2 separate regions of the Mus musculus genome follow, and region 1 is linked to region 2. The links are chromatin contacts, found by POLR2A ChIA-PET in ENCODE. All regions are on one chromosome and are shown on one strand. Each heading gives the region's core, a stretch centred on a gene start or an enhancer-like site at or near the end of the contact. The rest is flanking DNA. Distances are from core to core; before and after follow the strand shown.

Region 1 (6,734 bases), core at 3,424-5,923, 270 kb before region 2:
TACCAAGCCCCCCTAGGTCGTCTGCTGATTCACAGAAAAATCAATGATAACCAAAGAAATTGGGAATGTGTTCCCTAATGAAGAAAAGCAAGGCAAAGTTAGCACATTTCAAAATGGAAGTCTATAATTGTGGAAGACAAACGTGAGACACTTTTTGGCACAAAGAAGTGTTTAGAACATTATCTAGGGCAGGAAGGAGCCCACACTTGCAGACTGCAGGCCAAAACTTAACCTCATGCACCCTACTACTATTGTCTAAAACCTGCTTTCATCCTTCAATGGAAGAGCTGAGCACTGACAACAGAGACTACCTAGCATAGAGCCCGAAATTATTTACCATTTAGTCCTTTCCAGAACAAGCTGTTAGCTTTAGGAGAAAGACAAGAAAAAGGATCCAATATTAAAAGTGGATAACAAGGATAAGTAGGAATGATAGAAAACTATGCATGGCTAGGAAGCCTTTGCAGTAGTCACAGAGAAAAGGAAAGGAAAGAGAACTTGAAGTTTGAAGCAACTAAGCAATGATATCATGAATTCCTGCTATAAAGGGCTGCAGTATGCCAAGGGAAGGATTTACTTTGTTCGGCACAAATAGCCACAATCGCATAGGAGGGAGCCCCCAGACAGCAGAAGGAAATGCAGGCACAAAAAGATAACCCACATCATGCCCCACAGTTCCTTTATGGGATGTGCAAATGGTATAGAAGTGTCTTGTCTAAGGATACCATTAAATAGAATAGGAAAGGGTTCTCTTACAAGCTACTCAACTAGGCGTGAGACAGAGCTTTTTCCCCTTAGTACTTACTTACTGCATAAACACTGGCTTTCCCAGGCCATCTTCATCCATCCAAACAGAAAGCACTTCACACAGTCACTGAGACCCACTTTGGTCATCTCCATTTCCTTACCACCTTCTTGTTACTCCCTCCTTACCTCTCTCAAACAGTCCCCACTTCTTCTTTTATTTGCAAATGTTTTTCAACCTAGCTCTCATATGTAAGAGAACGTATGCAGCATTTAGACTTAGCTGCTGTTCTTAGGCTTACCTCATGCTGGGCACTGGGCAAAGGTGCTCCACACTTTTGTTGTCCACGCTAGTAAACTTTCTGCCAAGATAGGCATGCTCTATAACCATACTATCTAATATAGAAGCCACTAAGCATCTTAATCTCTACAACTTTTGAAAATGTTACAGTCCCTATGGATAAAATAGGTGCTTATTAGCTGATCCCCAAATACACAGATTAAAGCAGACATGCTATCCTAGCACCACGGAAGCTAGGGCAGGCAGGTCCTAAGCTCAAAGCTAGCCAGGCTCCACGAAAAGAGCAAAATTAAAGGAGAACTTAAGTGTACAAACTATGGAAGAAAAGCCAATGCTTCTAGGTTGTGACCATTAGGAAAAGAAGGGCTTCCAGCACTGGACATACACGGAAATAACAAAAGATGCAAATCTGCTTAATTTCCATTCTCCCTGTTACATACAAAGCATAACTTCCCAGCAGCGGGGCAGGCAGGCGGTGCAGGATGCAAATTTCAAGACTGCATGTTAGATATTAGAAAACTTCCTAAGCATTTCAATTCAAAAAAGTCTTCAGGTCCTGGCCAATTATATAGCTTGGATCAACAACTCTCCATCTACTGTTAAGTGACATTAAAGAAATCATAGGCACAGAAAGGTTCTATATGCTAAGAGACAGGTAATGCTATTCCAATTTTCAGAAACAGATAAAAGGATATCTTCTCATCTATGACGGGGTATATTCACGAGACTAAAACACCAACCTAAGTAGGTGTTACCTGGCCGATTTTGGTCAGATAGCATGTCAGGACCTTTTTTTGTTTTCTGTACAGTAGCTCATTCAGTATAAGTTAAGAAACCACGACTAACATCACATCCAGGTTATTATTCATTTAATTCTCTACTTATACTAAGAACAAACTACATCAAACTTCACTTTTCTGCTCTGAAAAGGAAATGTGGTAGGTGGACAGTAAATTTTCTGGGTATTTTGGTATCTATGTAGGAGCACACTAGAGACCTATAACCTGGGTGACAGAAAGAAGTCCCCAAAGATAATAGACACACTGTTCTGTTCTGTATAATATCCCCAGGGTTCTGACAGTGCCAGTGATCCAGCCAACACTCGTTATTTGCTGAATAAGGGGCAACCTAAAGCTGACTTAAAATTAATACCCAGAAACATCTGAGTGTTTTTTCTTTTCCTGGAGTGTATGTGCATGTGTGTGTATGTGTATATGTTTTGTTTTGAGACATGGTCTTGCTATGTTGCCCAGGCTGGCTTTGATCTCATGATCCTCTTGTTTTAGCCTCCTGAGTGCGTGGATTGTAGGTCTGTGCTATCATGGCTGGTACTAACTCAGTAACTTAAAGACAACTTATCACATTCAAATACAAGGTAACTATTAAGAGTTTCCTAGCAGACCAAAGTGAGGAATAAAAATCATCTCCAGGGCTAGGTCTGCTGCTATACATCTTTGATTCCAGCACTTGTGACGGGGAAGCAGATGGATCTTTGTGAGGTTCAGACAGCATGGCTTGCATATAAGACCAGGGACAGCCAAGACTATATAAAGGGAGACCCTGCCTCAAAATGGGGTAACAGGAAAGACACCATGGGACCTGTAAGTCTACCAGTGTTGCATAAAATTATTAAGATATAAGAGACTGAGATATATATAGTCTTGTACTTGAGTTTTAAAATCAGCAGAAGCCAGCTACAGTGGTTCACATCTTTAAACCCAGCACTAGGGAGGCTAAAACAAGAGAACAATTATGAGTTGGTCCAGCTAGGCCACAGTATGAGACTCTGCCTCAAAAAACTAAAACCAGTAACAACAAACCAACTGTACAACAAAAGGAGAGAACCCTAGAGAAAAAGAAATGAGAATCGAAAAGTTTGGATTTATTGCTCAGTGAGGCAGCAGCAGCCTGACATGTCAAGAAAGAAAAGCTAAAGAATTCTAGGCTGAATAAAGATTAAGACCGCTGGGGCAAAAAGATTGTGCAGCAGTTAAGAGAACATACTGCTCTTGCAGAGGACACAAGTTCAATCCCAGCTCCTACATCAGGCAGCTCACAATTGCTTGTAACTCCAGCTCTATGGGATCTAATGCCTTCTTCTGGACTCTGTGGGTACCTGTACTCATTACACACACACACACACACACACACACACACACCTCTAAAATAAATCTAAAAGTACAAAACAACCAAAAACTGAGTGAAGACAGTGCCCAAACAAGGTGTGGAAAGTGCTGCTGTCATCCTCATTACATCTCCTGTGAAAATACTTAGTTCTGGAAATCATAATTTCAAATGATGGATACCTTTAAACAATATGTTGGGAGCAGGGGGGTGGGTGGGGACTTAGACAATGAATGGTCTGAAAACAAAACAAAATAAGAGCAACTGAAGGAGCCAGTCGAGGGTGTTTTAAGCTAAGTGAGGATGAAGTGTTCTGTGGTGGGTGTTTAGTATATTCTTGAAATATAATGTCTAGTAGGAAAGGGATTTGACTAGGGATAGCTCGTGGTTCCTTATGAGCAAAATCTGCTTTGCTGGTATGGCTGCCAGGAGCTGGTGCTGAGAAACTGTGTGGTCAGCAGTGAAAGGCTGTGATCAATTAATTATTCATGTCTGGTATGGCTGTCAGGAGTTGGTGCTGAGAAACAGTGTGGTCGAATGGCTATGATCAATTATTCATGTCTGGTATGGGTTTGAGGGAGTGCAGTACATACACAAGATCAAGTATTTTTTTTTAACTCTAGACTTGACAGGCTTATTCTAAACTGCTGTAAAGGCCAAGCCCAGGGCTGACATCTGAAGTTACCAGGAAGCTAAAAATTCATATGGTGCAATGGTGGAAGACTACTAGTGCAAGAGCAGGATGAATTTAGAAATCCTTACAAGTTAAACATTTTAGTTAACAGGCAAACACAAGATAAAACGCATGCACCCCAGTTCAAAGCCGTCCATATTTATAGCAAATCTCTCTATGGAGGAACCTTTCAGAAACTTGCTCCTGACAGCTGTAAATTCAACTTGCCCCACAGATCAGCAAAACTAGTGGGGCTTTTCTATAAAATGAAGCTCCGTGCTTCTCAAGGAGATGCGCTTTTGCCCTCTTTGAGAGCATCTGTCAAAGTCTGGAGGGCGAGGTAGGGTACCACTGGCATTTAATGGAAACTGACCAAGGATGCGGTCAACCTACGATGCCCGAGACCGCTTTCTACAGTAAACCGGCTGCAAAGGGCAATGGCATTGCAATGAAGATGCACTGCGTTAGCGACCTGGAGAACGCCAAGCCTCCGTCCCAGTGCGCGGAGGTCCCCTCCAAGGGGACACGGAGGCTATACCAACTAGGAGAACGGGGATTACTCGGCGCCGGGGGGCTGGGCGTGCTGTCCCGAGTCAGGGCTGGGTAGAGGTAGAAGACCACTGTTCGCATCACGGGAGGCCTGGATGCCCCCGCGGACCCGGAACGCCCGCCGCCTGCTTCCCTCCAGAGCTCACCTGTAGGGAGGAGCCGAGATGAGAACCGGCCGCCTCTTTAATCTGCGCTCGGGAGCCTCAGCCTGGGAGTCCCAAAATCACTCTCGCGAGATCTGAGGCTATGCTCTCGCGAGACGTGGCCGGGACTGCTCGCCTAAGAGCGCGCAGGCGTCACGGAGGGCCAAAGCCTGGGCGGTTAGGCTGAGCCGGCCGAGCGGGCCGAGCGGCCGGAGCGGGCGGAGCAGGCGGCGGGCGGCGGGCAGTGTAGGGATGAGCTACGGAGCAGGGAAAACTGCCGACTGAGCGGCCGCTTCGGGGCCCTCGCTTGTCGTTTCCGTCTTTATTCCGTCCAGAGTCCCTCCTGGCTCGCGGACCCGCCCACCCTTCCCATACCGTGGGAGGAAGCGCGGCTGCTTGACGAGTTAGGGGCTGAATGTTTAGCTCTCTTGCTCCCCTAGGTCCCCAGAGACAAGCTGGATTCCGAGGTCAAGGGCTCCCTCTCCTCCTGCGCCCCGGCCCGGGCCGAGGAGTCCGACCGTGGAGGGGCGAGCTCGGGAGGAAAGCAGATGAGGATGGCTCAGGTAGTTCCACCTGCCACTTTCCAGGGTTTTTCCGATTGGACATCTCTTTGTTTTGATGTCCGTTAAGCATCTTAGGGCTTCCGGTGAGGTCACTGATTTCTGAAATTCAGGTCCACGTTGACACTAGGTAACCCATCATTTTCTCTTTTCAGTCCAACATGCCCCACAAGTCTGATGTGTTGAGTCAAGATGAACTGCGCAAAAAGCTATACCAGACGTTTAAGGATCGGGGTGTACTGGACACACTTCAGGTATCAGATTTAGGCACAATCGTGTCGTTATACTTCCACAAGTGTAACCTTTAACCGCAGGTGGCTCCACATTTAAATTCATTCATTAAGGTAGCACATAACCTGTATAATGAACACATTGCCATAAAACTAAGCTGCTGTTACAAATCTTGTTCCCAGTCTCGCTTTGATCATGCTACGTCTATGTAGTGAGCAGGAGGGGGACTTGCGAGGAACGGACTGCAGAGGGTAATGTGAGCAGAGTACTGTGGTCTACATGTCTGAGAACAACAAAATGAAGCCCAGTCTGTTTCATGATACTCCCTAGAAAAAAATCTATAGTGGAATGGTACCAGGTGTCTTGTCACACGCCTTTATCCCAGTTCTTCGGAAGCAGAGGAAGGCACATCTCTTGTGAGGGTAGCTGGGCCAAATAGCCAGTTCCAGGTCAGCCAAGACTTCATAGTGATACCCTGTGTCAGTAATAGTAAGTACACATAAGATATTTTAGAGTGTGGATATTTTAAATGAATAGCAACTGTTTATTAGAACATCTTAAGTTTGGGTAGCAGCAAGGGATGGAGTTAGTTCAATGTGTTTCCTTACAATATACCTTTTAGACTATATTTTACATATAGAATTGGAAATTAAGGAAAGGTGAGCCCAATTTTTCCCACTCTTGTTTTACTACATACAAATATTTAAGACTTGTCCGGAAAATACAGAAAGGCAGAAGAGAGAAAAATCATATATTATAACTACAAACTGCTGTTAGGCGTGTATATCATTTTAAAATTTAGATTATATGAGGATCCTTTTCCTGTTTCCTCAGGTTGCCTGAAATCCTTATTTTCAGTGGCAGCAGATTCCTCCTGGTCAGTCAGAGGTCATGGAGGTCGCTGCCTCCTATTGACTGAGGCTTCTACCTAGGTCTCCACCTCATCTATTTGTTGTACCTGTCATTTTCTGCCTAGTATAGAGAACTCCCCTGTCTGAGGAAAAAGGCCTGAGCATGCTTGGGCCAGTTTGCAGGGTTCTGCTTCCTTCCTGAGTACTGGGGTGTTAGGCCAGGGCCATTATGTCTTGGGGTAAGAGCGTTTCTAGCAATGTGTCCATATGGCTAGGGAAGGATTGTTGGTGTGTATTTCACAGGCAGTTTGGGAATATTTGTTTCATCCTTCACGTCTCAGTTTGATTTGGTCTTAAGCAATGGATATCATTATCTGTAAGCCCTTTGTGCAAGTCTTGTTCCCAGTTTCAGCATGACTGCTTATTCAGTCCATTAGCCCAATTGGAGGAAAAGCAGGGCATGTTTTCATTTTCTCAAATTTAGATAATTTTTACTTTCTTAGTTCAATGACTGATAGAGGTGAGTTAATAATGTAAATTTTATGGAATTTAGTGCTT
Region 2 (7,341 bases), core at 1,231-3,730:
TATGGTCCCTACTTAGTCATGTAGACATCAAAGATGGCATGAGTCCAAATGGCCTACTTCCACCAGAGAACGAGTCCAAGCTCCACTTTTAAAACAAGAACATTGGTTTATTGTGTGCATGTGTCAGGTTTGGTGACAAGTGCCTTTACCCACTGGGCTACCTTGCCAGCTCCCCAAACTCCATCTTCAGCTGGACACAGGGCCTGCTTACAAGCATATAGCAGCCGACTGTGTTTCCATCTCTAACAGCCACCTTCAGAGCTGAAGATGGAGGGAGACAAGTAAGTATTATTTAACCCCGTTCACTTTCTCAAGCCGAGGCTCCAGTTTATGCTTGCCTGGGTGTTGCATTAAGTGCTGTTCCAAGGCAGGCATGGGGCGGGGTGGGAGGAGACTGAAAGGGTATAGTTAACAATTCTTGCCACCTCCCCTGCCCAAATCACATACCACTCATGGAAAGGCACTGTTTAATTTATCAGCAAGGGTGATAAAGATTTGTGAATGGTTTACTTTGCAATCCTGCAGAATCCTTTATGTGGCTAGTGTCGATCAGAAATCAACTAGAAGCCCAAGAAAGAGCAAGATACTCTGACTCAGAAACACCACAGGTAACGGGGAGAACTGAAAAAAACCAGGACAACAGAGGATGACGACAGTGATAATCTGGTTCAAAAGAAGAAACAGATGGTGTTCGTCTCATTTCAGGCATGTGTTTCATACAGCATATCTGAGTGTGACCATAAAAAAGTCAGGGCCAAACACAGCACACACTCAATTGCTGGCACAGCAGCAAAAATCTTGAGTAATTTGGGTAGTTAAGACCACTTTTATCTTTCCAGTGAATTATTTTAAATTACTTTCTATAAACATATTTCTGATAATTCTATGCTAAATTCTTTTCTGCATACTGTACTTGCTCCGGGCACTTATTTGGAGGGATAGATGCTATACTTTATTCCTTTTAGAGGTCCCATTTTTCTTCCACCAGAGAAAATAACAGGTATAATCTCCTGCCTTTGGGGGCTACTGGAATTGTTGAGATTGTCTGTTATATCCTGATAATATTCTCTCCTACCCGTGCTCCCCCAAATTATTAAGGGGCAGTAACTAAAAACAACAATCAGTAAGAAGTTCCAAATGTCTAAATATATTAATATATTTCCAGTTCATCTGGCCTTAAATGTTACAGTCTGCATCTGATTGTCCAAGTGCTTTATGAGTGGATTTCCCAACATAAAGAAGTAATTCTGAGAGTTCTATAGTGTGCTTGAGAACTCTTATCTAACCTCTAGCTATGTTTAATTTCCTGCCATCCTTCTTATCTTAACTTCTCCTTAAACGCTGGACTTGAAGAAACACCAATAAGCCTCTGCCATCTGTAAAACAGTTTCACGATGGAAACGCCTGCCTCTCTGCAACTTGGGTTGATTTTTCCCCCCAGCCCAGCAGTCAACAGAAGGGATCATACACTTTACTGTGAACTTGCACGTGTTAGATTTACCCAAAGCATATACACATGGTTTCTCTTTCCACTGCCATCCCAAAGACACTGTTATCTTGACGAATCATGCTAGCATAAATTGTACTTTCAAACAGTATCACAATCTCACAATTCATAGAGGCTTTGTGTCTGTAACTTTTAGTCTTAAGATTTTGAGTAATGTTCTGGCTTTTAGTTAAAAAACAACAACAAAACAAAAACCAACAAACAACCCCCCCCAAGCAAATAAAAACCCCAACAACAGTGGAGTCCAGAGCCTAATTTGTGCAACGAGTTTGTAACAATCATTTCAGAAAAAAAAAGGGAAAATGGTTCAGAACTCTGGCTACCCACAGCAACTGTCAAATGTTCTTAAGATAACATCAACTAAGAATTCTGACCTACAGAACTCAAAAGTTGCAAGGGGGGCGGGGGAGAAACTCAGGTTTTTGTTGTTTTGTTTTTGTAAATGAGCCAGTAGCTTAGACATCTCTGCAGAAACGTGTCCTGACAGACTTCCTGCAACATTGTGATCCACAGCACGTTTGAATTACACTGTGAGTTAAAACAAAACAAAACAAACAAAAACCCCAAACCTTCCCATGCTTGAGCCTCACTTCTCAAGATCTGAACTGGAATAGTCTGAGGTGGGGGCCTGGGAACAGAATTCTCAGCAGGCACCCAAGGATTAGGAAGCACATAGGGCTTGAGAGCATAAATTAGAACTAGTTTTAACAGTCTGTCAGGGGTTGGGACTCTCACGGGTCTAGGCAACCTCCTCGTGCTGCCGGGTGATGGTAATTAAAGCCACAGCATGAGCGCCAAGCCAGTACTCCAAGCTTCAGGAGTCCGCCACGCTATTCCCTTACTCCCCAAAAGCAACCCATCAGCCCCCGAAGTCACCTCGTGGGCACGCAGCTGGCAGATCTCGGGCGGTGGGCAACAACGGACCTAGCTCTGGTGGTGGGGAGGAGGAAGGGGCGGGAGAAGTGGGGGAGTGACACAAGGAGAGCGGGAGGCTCGGGTTGCCTGGGCAACAAGGAGCTCGCTTCCGGTACGGGGCTTGAAAGACGGAAGTCCCGCCTTATCCGTGACGTAACGTCGTGTCAGTGGCTACACAGAGTCAAGGGCGGCACAGGAAGCGAATTCGTTTGTTTGGGCGGTCCCGGCAGCTAGCTATTGGGCACTAGGGGATCAGAACTGAATTGCACCCTCAGCTTTCGGTTATTATTATTATTATTTCTTCTTTAGCTTTTACTTTCTTTTCACTTTCTTAACTAAAATGGAAGGTGAGAAATTGTTTTGAAAATACAGATTCACTCAGATCTGTGTCAGCTTGACATTTATGAACCTTAATTTGTACCTAGTGTTTCTGTCATTATAATCGTCAGCAGTACATGCCCTTCTAGAGTTGCACAAGAGTCCTTAGTAACCAAAGATGAACTACTAGAAGGCCAAGTGGGCTTATTTGGCAAAATGTGCCATATTTTGCAGGAATTTATTACTAGGAAAACCAGATTTGGACCAGATGCATGGTTATTCCAAAAAGTGAAAATAGGAAACAATTTAAATGCCAAAGGCTAAGATAATTAGGCAATGTCAGTAGTGGGACATTATTACCTTATCATTCCTGTAATATTGGTGAATCAAAGTAGTATAAAAGAATATTTAGCAAACATATACCAGATGTCTACTATATGCTAAGTATCTGCAGTGTCTTGTAGCTTCAAGGCACACGTGATTTTGAGGTACTTAAATGTGAGAATTTTCGATGTGCTTAACTAAATTCCACAGTACATTTTAAAGAGTTAATATTGAAAAAAAAATACGTGAACTGTCTAGTTGTTGTTGACACTGTCTCACTTTCAGCTGGGTCGAAGGTCATCATCTTGCCCTGGCTGGTTTGAATTCCCAGAGATCCACCGGTCTCTTGACTGTTGGGATTACAGGCACGCGTATCAACAAGCCTGCCTTAACTAACTCACATTTTAAGCAATCTTAACCTGGCAGTGGTGTAGCTTCATTGATAGAATGTTTGTCCAGCATGAATGATGCGCTGGATCATTCCTTTATAACATCTCACATCTGGGCATATTGGCGCATCTGTAATCCTAGAATTCTGGGCATGGAAGCAAGGTTGTTGTGGCTACACAGTGAATCTGAGGTCAACCTGGGATGCATGAAGCTGTTTGAGGAAAAAAAAAATCCTTGCCTTAGGGAAGGAGAATTTACCTTAAATGAAGAGTAAAATGAATTCCATGTACATATTTTAATATTTATGTACATATTTTAATAATATGTACATATTTATTAATCTGTTCAATAGAACATGAAATTATATATGTGGCATAAATTATAATTCTAAAGGAGAGTAATATTTTACTTAGTGAATATACACTGGTAAACACAGTTTTTTTACTTCACAAAATTGACAATTGGTTGGGTAGAGATCATAGACAGTCAATGCAAGTGTAATTATGTTTTTCATTTGTTTGTTTAGAAAGAGTCTCATGTAGCCCGTGCAGAACTCCTATTTCCCAGGTGCGAGAATATTCATTACCATACCTGACATATTGTAGTAAATTTATATGATGAATATATTGCAGAAAGGGACAACACACACACACACACACACACACACACACACACACACACACAGGCAGTTAACTTTAGGCAAGAAACGAGAAAGGGCTGTGTGTGTTTGTAGGACTGTGACTATCTTCTGGGAAGCAGGCAAGTCATTTGGAGCCTGTGGGAAGAAGAGCAGGAAAGAAAAGAGAGTGATATGAGAAAGCGGTCACATACTTGCAGAAAAGGCAGAACATGATGGGCTTATAGAAAATGTATTTCAAATGGAGCAGTTCTGGAAATACCAAGTGTCTGCATGCACATACACAGAGTCTGTGTGTATGTTATATTGCTAGCTAGAATATTACTAGTGCTTTGGCTCCTCTTGTGCAGATCCAGATAAGCCATTCAGAGTGGTGAGAAGTGGGTTTCGTTCTCACAGTTGTGAGTGTGGGAAGCCCAGAGGAATATGGCAACTCCATGGGATGAGAAACTTGCCCTCTACCTGTCTTTTAACTTTACCCATCTTGCCTTCCTGTTTCTGAGAGCTTAGTCCAAGTTGACTTATCATGGCACCTTCCCCCAGCCCCTTCCCCCCTACCCCAGCTCAGTGGGAGGATAAAAGGGAAACCTCTTTGCATGCCTCTTCCTCCCAGATAGAGTTTCGAGACATTAATCATATTTGAGGCTGAATTGTTCTGTGTTCTGAGGGCTGCCCTGCTAAGATAAGATATTGGGAAGCATATCTGTCCTCTACCTACTATGTGCCAGTAGCATCCCTCAAATGTGACACCAAAGGAAACGTCCAGGCATATTGCAAATGTCCCCTGGGGGCAAAGCCACCTTCACTCGAGATGTATTGTCTTAGGACTTGTCCACAATACTGCTCACTGGTGGTTTGAATGTCATGACTCATCCATCATAAGGATAAAGCACTTTTGAAATTTTCTCTTTTAGGTAGCCAAGAGGCCCAATGATAAGTTAGCTGAAGATGAAGTCAAGAAGCTAGCAGATCCACACCTCCATCTCTGATTATGGTGGCTCTCTTCTTGGCTGAGTTTTAGTGGTTGTTTATCTTAATTTAGTTGCATAAAAAGCATAGGTGACGGTTAATAGTGAGCACCTAAGAAGTGAGAAGCCAACCCATGATTGTCTTCCAATCCTTAGTGTGGAAATTAATTCTGTCCACAGAGAGCGATATAAATATATAGATGCTGTGTGATACATTTACTTATGAATAAATGACTGACAAAAAAAGGTGAGAATTCTGTTTAAGAAGCATGGTCATTTTAACTCCTCAGGGTGAAACATTGAGAGGACTTGGAAAAGCTAGGGGGAGGTTGTTTTATTACTTGTGTTCTACCGCCCTCTGGTGGGAATTTGTAATTCGACTATTCCTCATCTAGCATCTTTTGTTCTGGTTTAAACTTCAGATAATGCAAAACTTCCAAGGGTCACCTATGATGAGGAACTTTAAAGCACTTTTTCACACTCGAGACTATTGCATTTGGGACTCTGCACTGTTTCATTGTGAAGGCTGCCCTATGTATTGTAGGGTATTTAGAAACATCCCTGGTGTTCCTAGCACCTCTCATTTGTAGAAAACAGAAATCTTGTCAGATGTCCCCTGTGGCTCAGAATTTCTCCTAGTTGTGGACCACTCCTTTAAACACTCGTGTGAATTTCCTATTTTCACAGCCTGTATAGTTCTGGAGTCTTAGAGCAGGGGTTATGAACTTTTGGTTCATGACTCCGTCAGCAAACTTTTATCTCCAAAAATATTTACATTATAATTTATAACACTAGCAAAATTACAGTTATTAAGTAGCAACAGAAATAATTTTATGGGTGGGTGGAGGCACTGTATGAAAGGTCACAGCACTAGGATGGCCGGGAACCATTGACTTACAGTATCCTGGAAATAGCTTCTATGTTAGTCAGTCCACCAAAGAAATGAGAGGTTCCACTTATAACTGTCCTGCTATAGCAGATATGCCTCCCTTTTCATAGTTTTCAGATCTCACTCACCCCTGCTCATCCCAGCAGTTGGAGGAGAGTTCTATGGAACTGAAGACAAGGTGAGAGAATGTAGTCTTAAGTCCTACAGGCTAAGGCTGTTATGCTACAGAAGAAGTAGAACGGAAAAACCCTAGGCTATGCCCACTCCCCCACCCCCCACTCCATGGGATGTACCAGCATGGATGATCTAGTGGACCATAGGGATCCATAGCTAATCTCATGGGCTCTTTGGACTTCCCTACCCTACTCTAGGACCCATCTATCATGAAGAAAGTTATTGAGAACCAGTACCTTACCAGGGTCAAGTTAAGAGGTGCCAAGCAACCTACCAAAAGTCCAAATTTCTGCCTTCAGAGCTCACCTTTTTTCTGTTCCCTTTCCTCTGATCATCAAATTTGTCGGGGTTCTCTGATCTTTCCAATACATTGATGGATCTTTCAGTCCCTTCTTTTTGTTTTCTCTTCTGTAAAAAGGGTGTCTTTATTTCTCCCTTCCCCTCCCCTCCCTTCCCCTCCCCTCCCCTCCCCTCCCCTCCCTTCCCTTCCCCTCCCCTCCCCTCCCCTCTCCTCTCCTCTCCTCTCACTGCTGTTTCTTTCAGAGCTCACTCTCTGACAGCACAGCAGACCTTTCCTTCTATGCTAGTTATAATCTTCTCTGTAGTGCTTTGCACAAATTGACAGTGCCTTCTTTTGGCAATTAGAACATCCATTCCATATTACAAAAGTAACATGTGCTTAATGCAACAGATAAAGAGAGAGAGAGAGTGGTGTGAAGGGAGGGAGGAAGGAAGGAGCAGGAAGAGACAAAAACTACAACATTAAAAATAAAGATCATTGAAAATAGAGGCAGTTTAAACAGAAAGGAAAATACTAAGATTCACTTGCTCCAGGTGTAGTAGTACATGCCCATGATCTAGTACTAGGGAGGTTAGACATGAGGATTGAGAGTTCGAGGCCAGCCTGACTGTCATAGTGAGAACTTGTGTCACAAAACCAAAACCAAGGCTAACGAGATGGCTCAGTAGGTAAAAGCACTTGCTGTGCCAGCTGGACTATTTTAGTTCAATCCCTGGGACCCACAACTATTGCTTCCTGGAACATTCCTGTCCCCCTTCCTCCTCTCCCCTCTCTCTTACACACAGTTATAAATAAGATAAAACCTGCCTCCTTAGCATGGTAGGCAGCAGATCAGTCTCATAAATAAGATAAAAACATCTAAGAAAACCCCAATCAATCTCAGCAGTCTTTATAGTTGTCATCAATTTTATACTGGTA

What was found. ChIA-PET counts read pairs that join two places held with the same protein, here RNA polymerase II (POLR2A).
Region 1: POLR2A ChIA-PET joins it to region 2 with 21 read pairs in Patski. The contact joins the promoter of Ofd1 here to the promoter of Gemin8 in region 2. POLR2A ChIA-PET finds 5 or more read pairs at or near these places in 2 of 5 experiments (Patski and embryonic stem cell).

The regions. Positions count from the first base shown.
Region 1 is chrX:166,438,643-166,445,376 of GRCm38, reverse strand. Ofd1 (OFD1, centriole and centriolar satellite protein) reads left to right here and starts at 4,673. Exons shown (of 23, transcript NM_177429.3): 1 at 4,673-5,097; 2 at 5,250-5,348. The coding sequence starts at 5,083. It overlaps Trappc2 (trafficking protein particle complex 2), which reads right to left and starts at 4,622. Exons shown (of 5, transcript NM_025432.4): 1 at 4,538-4,622.
Region 2 is chrX:166,165,593-166,172,933 of GRCm38, reverse strand. Gemin8 (gem nuclear organelle associated protein 8) reads right to left here and starts at 2,480. Exons shown (of 4, transcript NM_146238.4): 1 at 2,384-2,480.